2 separate regions of the Homo sapiens genome follow, and region 2 is linked to region 1. Evidence: read pairs that join two places in POLR2A ChIA-PET (ENCODE). Cell type or tissue: MCF 10A. All regions are shown on one strand. Each heading gives the region's core, and the rest is flanking DNA. Links, peaks and the distances in the headings are about the cores only.

What was found. Peaks named below come from ENCODE experiments on the same cell type or tissue, not always from the same donor. Only the 100,000 strongest peaks of a DNase experiment are listed, where the experiment ranks them.
Region 2: POLR2A ChIA-PET joins it to region 1 with 12 read pairs; 5 of 35 experiments call an interaction of 5 or more read pairs at or near these places.

The regions. Positions count from the first base shown.
Region 1 is chr5:67,013,480-67,016,405 of GRCh38, reverse strand. The region is part of intron 4 of MAST4 (microtubule associated serine/threonine kinase family member 4); the gene reads right to left. Among named protein-coding and RNA genes, the nearest start is that of MAST4-AS1, 11 kb to the right of the region's middle. RefSeq lists a silencer at 1,091-1,385. In MCF 10A, for the core only: no CTCF peak of the experiment used is centred there; DNase peaks (open chromatin) are centred at 535 and 1,235.
Region 2 is chr5:67,093,574-67,096,499 of GRCh38, reverse strand. MAST4 (microtubule associated serine/threonine kinase family member 4) reads right to left here. Exons shown (of 29, transcript NM_001164664.2): 7 at 825-903. Among named protein-coding and RNA genes, the nearest start is that of MAST4-AS1, 91 kb to the right of the region's middle. In MCF 10A, for the core only: no CTCF peak of the experiment used is centred there; a DNase peak (open chromatin) is centred at 1,509.

The DNA.
Region 1 (2,926 bases), core at 185-2,684:
AAAATCTTGCTTTACAAATATTATTTTCAGTAATTAGAATGTTGTTGGAGCTGTATTTCTTTTGGCCATAAGATAGTAAAGTTTTTATCCAAATTCACTACTCACTAGTGGTGAGATTTAGGGACAGTTAAGTAATTTCTCTAATCCTCAATTTTTTCATCTGTATAATAAATATAATAACATATTCTTCACAGAATTGTTGTGAGGATTAAATGAGACTATATCAAACTGTCTCCACAGATATCCTCCCCCTCCCTCCTCCTCGGCTGATGTTGGCAGATCTACCAGTTACCGCATGTTACTCTAATTCTTTGTATTACTGTCTAAAGCCCACTAGATTGAGCTACTTGAAGAAAAGGATCATGCTATACATATCTTTGTTTCCCAGGTGATAATCATAGCCCTGGTCACATAAAAGGTACTCAATAAATATTTGGCATACAAATGAAAAAATGACGTGATGTGATAAATCCTCAGACCCTGTTCACAGAAGCCAAACTTAGCCAAACTAGGTTATCAGGTTATCAGGTTTCAGAGAGTGATTCAGCCTCATCCACAAGCTCCCAAAGCAGTAAAAGGGTCACAGAGAGATGCATGACTCATAAATAGCCCCTCCAAGTATTTGTAAATGTAATTAACTTCCCATGTTTCAGAGGTTAATCGTCCAGCTCTTGGTTTCTCTGTCTTTTGGCCGAATTTATAATCACTTGACTCCTCTTTAGTGCTCCTCTTTAGGCAGCCAAAGAAAAGGAACTGAAAGTGGAGATATATAGCCTTCGGGACTCGGAACTACTCCCTCCCAGTCCAATCCCTAAGATAATCTTAAGAAATTCAGTCTAGGACTAGACGGCAAAAACAAAACAGAGCAAAGCACAAACAATTACTTTTGTCTAATAGCCTTAACATATACTTAAGATAAATACACACCTGAGACTTCCCAACAAAATCCATAAATGTTGGGCCATGAATCCCCTCCAAACATGTTAGTTTCTCTATTAAAAAGCTTTGAAATCAAACCTGTTAAGTGGCTGAAGGAACAGCTACAAGCCACTGCCTGCTGGACACACCTATAAGAATGGAAGGTTTGAAAAGCAGGGGTTGTTTCTTCAGCTCCAGGCTGGGCATGCCACTTACATGGGAACTAAAGAACTGGCTTAAAACGAGGACTATAATCTTTCTGGAACAATAGGTCATGACGAGCTTCCTTAATGCCAAAATAAGTGTTTAGAAGTAACTTCTGCTAACTGAAAAAAAGTATAAAGGGCATATATATTTACTCTGGCTGGAATACAACATTTCTGAATATGTTTATCAGTGCCAAGAGTCAGAACCCTTTTCCCTCATGGATTTCCAACCTGGGACCCATTCCATGGAATGTCTCTATATCCGAGAAATGGCATAAAGAAGTTGTATCATATTAATAGCTAACCAGTTCAGTATCTGTTCTCTTTGACCTCTAAATCACCCTAGATCTGATGTGAGAAGGTAGACTAATTGTAAGGTTAAATCTCAAAAGGTAAGAAAAACCACAATTGCTCTTGATTAAAGAGCTTCCTCTACAAGAAGCCATCAAATAATACATAATCACAATGTTATAGAAAAATGAAGTCTACCTGCTAAAATGGCATTTTGGCCATGGCTATGCTGGTAAAATAGCATTAAAAGCAGTAAGATCCAAGAACTGGACTGAAGAGAGCAGGTCTCTGATCTTAAGCCTGGATTCCAATGTTAAGAAAGTCACTATTGATTTTTCACTTTAAAAATCCTTGATTTCAAAGGCTAACCTGCCTGAACTTCACAGGAGAGAAGGCATCTATTGAGAAAGAATGCTACAAATAAGTTTTACAGGCCACACAGTAAAAATACGGCAACTTTTATTCCACGGTTCAAATACGTAACCCCAGACATCAAATCCTAAAACATATAGGAAATTATGATTCATACGCTTAGAGGCTTATTTTGCAGAATCCATAACAAGAACTATTACCTAAAGCACCCAAATTATCCCACATCTGTTTAGCTCCACTGGTCACTAAGGCCATTTGACATCAAAGATGAGAAATCCTTCTGCTTAGGGACCTACTATGGAAATGCGAACTTAAAATCATCCATTCAACTTGCCAAGGCAACTGATGTGCCTATCAATTGTTTTGCCACATGCCTGCCCTTTGCAGTGGTTGAGCAAGCCTAGGTTAATTTTACAATAAACCAGTTTTTGGGTTAGCAAATTACTTGTGTTTATCTGGAAGGGTACTAGGATAGGGAATAGTTAAGTAGATAAAATCAGTCCTTACATGGAAAAAAAAAAAATCTGACATAGCTTCAGTAGCTCCAGTACTTAGTTCCTGATCTAGGTAATCTATTTGGAAAAGTCTTTGATTTTTGTATCAAAAGTCTTGAGATTAGCCAAGTGAAAGTAATATTTTTACAGGAATTATATCTCAAGTTCCAAGATCAACAAGCCACTCAAATCAGACATAAGAAATAACATTACATAATAGCCACTTAATGCCTATTGTTTTACAGTAACAAAGGCTTCATTTACCATATTTCCTCGAGTGCTTTATTCAGCTGGCAGTTTTTCCCATGCCAAACATAATTTTTTCCCTCAACCCCTTCATACATCTATAAAAGTAAAACATTTTATACTTATACTTTTTAAATTATTATAATTCCCAATTTAAATATATCCATCCTATTGCATTTTAGAAAACATTAATGTGAAAGGGGCATAAGTGATTTTTATGTAAGCTATGGATCCAGTGATTTTCTACAGATTTCATAGCTGAGAAATTTGTCAATGACTACATAATATTCCAATAACGACTCTTAAGGAAGAAACCCAGTAAAGCGTGAGACATAAACATACACTGTAACATTTAAAATTAGATAGAATAAAGCATACTTCTTTACAGCTTTTATTTTG
Region 2 (2,926 bases), core at 282-2,781, 80 kb before region 1:
CAGAGATTTTGACAAAATGAGGCTCTAGGTCCACATTCCTTGCTGGTGCAAAGAGAGCCAGATCACTCCATATATTGAACACCTGCAATCTACTAGGCCCTTCTAAATGACCACCTTGTTTCTATAGCCCTGCAGATACAGTTATCCCACATGATCACTAACATAAACTAAAAAAACATACATCTAACCTACTGAGTTGTTTCCAGTAATTGCTAGGTCTCTTGTTGAAATGTTATAGTTTGGGGCAAGAGTATCCATTTTCCTCTATCCTATTTTCATAATTCCACTATGTCTTTATTTATCTTAACCTTCTTCTAAGTTGTTTTAATTCTTTCTTAAAAGAAAGTTCTTACCTAGAAGGCACAGACAAATTAAGACTTGCCTTTTTTTTTTCTTTGAAGGAGAAAGAAAACAAAACAAAACAAACCTCTATCTAAGCCACATAGGAAGAAAGACCCAGTCTATCGAAGTTCAATGGCATTTTTAGCATAATGTCACTGGCATGGAACCAAAGCAATAAAACTAGATTGTGTTTTTCCCCCCGAACTACACCAAATGTTATTAAAATGAAAGCTTCCAGTTTCCTCCAAACTTGTGATCCTGGAACTTACTCAATTTATGCACTACAGTTTAAAAGCTTGCAGCGAAAGTATGTCCTTTTTATTTTTGTCAGGCCATCATTTGATGTGTCACTTATTCAGAGTGGCAGACATGCAGAATTTATCTTCTCCTCCCTACCAGGAAACACCCAGAGAAAACACTGCCTGTGTAATAGCTCTGTTGTTGTGAGGAAGAGAAAAAAAAAAAAAAAGTCAGGCACTTACAGAGACCGTAGAGCTGGGTGTGTTTGTCCCATAGCCAGAGGAAGGGAGAGAAGCCAACGACCAGCGGCGTCCATCAGTCCTATTGAGAAAGTGAGTTTAGCTTAGGCCAACACTGGCGTACTGTCACATGGGAACCCCAGGGAAACTAAGTATTTTTAGTCAAACAAATGACACAAACATAGTCTGTGAGGATGTGGAAATGTTCAGCAAGGGTCAGGGTAAACAAACATTATACAGTAGGTTGACTTTTATTTAAACTGAATCAATACAACCAAACAAGTAGAAAGGGAATGGGTTGATCCATATTATTGATGTCTCACTAATATACTTTGACAAAATGAATACCAGGGATAATTACAATGGTCAGACTCAGCAGATTCAAATGAATAAGAACAGAAAGGCAGGAGGAAAACACTCTCATCTGGAAGCTGATAACCAGAGCAAATGATCTTTGGAAGGGGCTAACTTCCAGCATGGCACAAGGGCCTGTGGGGACTTTCTTTGCATCCGAAACACTTTCTGCTTATTATTTTCAAGGAACAGTTATACTCATCATGCTTAGGGAAGAAGGGATCATTAGGCTCATGGCTGGCTCAGGCCTGAAGTGTCAAATAACTTTAGCATTAAGTAAGTAACTGACCTTATGCTTAGAATCTCTTAAGAGTTACTGCCTTCGGACATGACCTGGCTTGTTACAGCAAAGCCTCCTGCAGAGTCTTTGAGCATGCAGCCCAGCTCTGGCCAGTCAACAGTGGGGGCAGAGTGAAACCTTCTCCACCAGTGATAGAACTTAATGCAAAGAGTAAAGTTGTTTGCCTCAGCCTTAGAGGCAAAGCTGGCAGGAGCCATGAAAAGGGTGGTTTTATCTTCAAGTGATGATAGAATGGGTGGTTTCTCAGTTGGAGTTTGGCTGTGGATAAGGGTCATTACAAGGGTCTCAGATGAGTGAATGCAGCAGTAGAAACAATACTGCTGCAAAGGGAAGGGGACAACAGAAAGCAAATTTTCTGAAATCTCTGGCATTCCAGAGCTATTACTTTAAACGCAAGACTGTGCCTTAAAAGCCACAGAACATTTTGAATGTTCTATGCAAATTTGTCAAGGGGCAAAAAAAAGGAAAAACACACTTTAAAAAAAGCAACATTGCATTTTTAGGTCAATAAGATTGCAGTGTCATATATGGACATTTTGTAATTCGTGTTATTACGTTTGTTATTATGTTAACTTGCCAAGTGACAAGAGTGGACAAAATTTACCAGGGATACATTCACAATAAATTGAAGTTAGGGAATTCAACAACATTAGGCTTGAATTTGAGAAACGTCACAGTTAGATGTTAACGTAAAAAACTGACATTTTAGCCTAAATTTATATTCGTAGGAAAATAAAATTATAGGCTGCCATGGGTGTAACCTCCAATAAATGCAAATGGTCCACAAAGACAAGACGGAAAAATTCAAGTGGACAAATCACAGAACTACTACAATGTTAAGATTTTAGTAAAATTTACCTGTCATTTCTGTACCATGATTGGAGTACAAATGAATCAAGTATGTTAAAAAAAAGAAGCAAAGTAAGATGTATGTAAATATACCAGATAAAAGAAATTGAGATAAATTATATGTTCTTTTGAAATACTTTTAAACAACTGAAAATGTTAATGATTTAAGAAGAAAGTAATTGTAATAACATGCTTACAAAGATACTTGATTATTAAATGGACACTGGTTGATATTATTTTATTTGGCTACTTATTAAACAGTTAAGAATCCATACCTGCACTATATATTTTAAACACCTCCAATTTGATAAAGTAAGAAAAGGATATGATTTTAAAAGAATTATTCAGTCCCTTTAATAGCAATTATCAGAAACTAGTCTCTGGAAAGAGTGAGGGACACAATTTCTCCCCACCATGATTTTGTTTTGTGATGCATTAACTCTCCTTCCCCTCAGTTATCAATGAACATATTTTAGATGAATGAGCAATTCCAAGAGAAGACATGTTCTTATTAGTTCTGAAGCATAAATTACATTTGCTTGCTCCAGAAAACACACAACTAGAAAGATGTTTAAACGAGAATGTGCTCAGTACTCTGTAC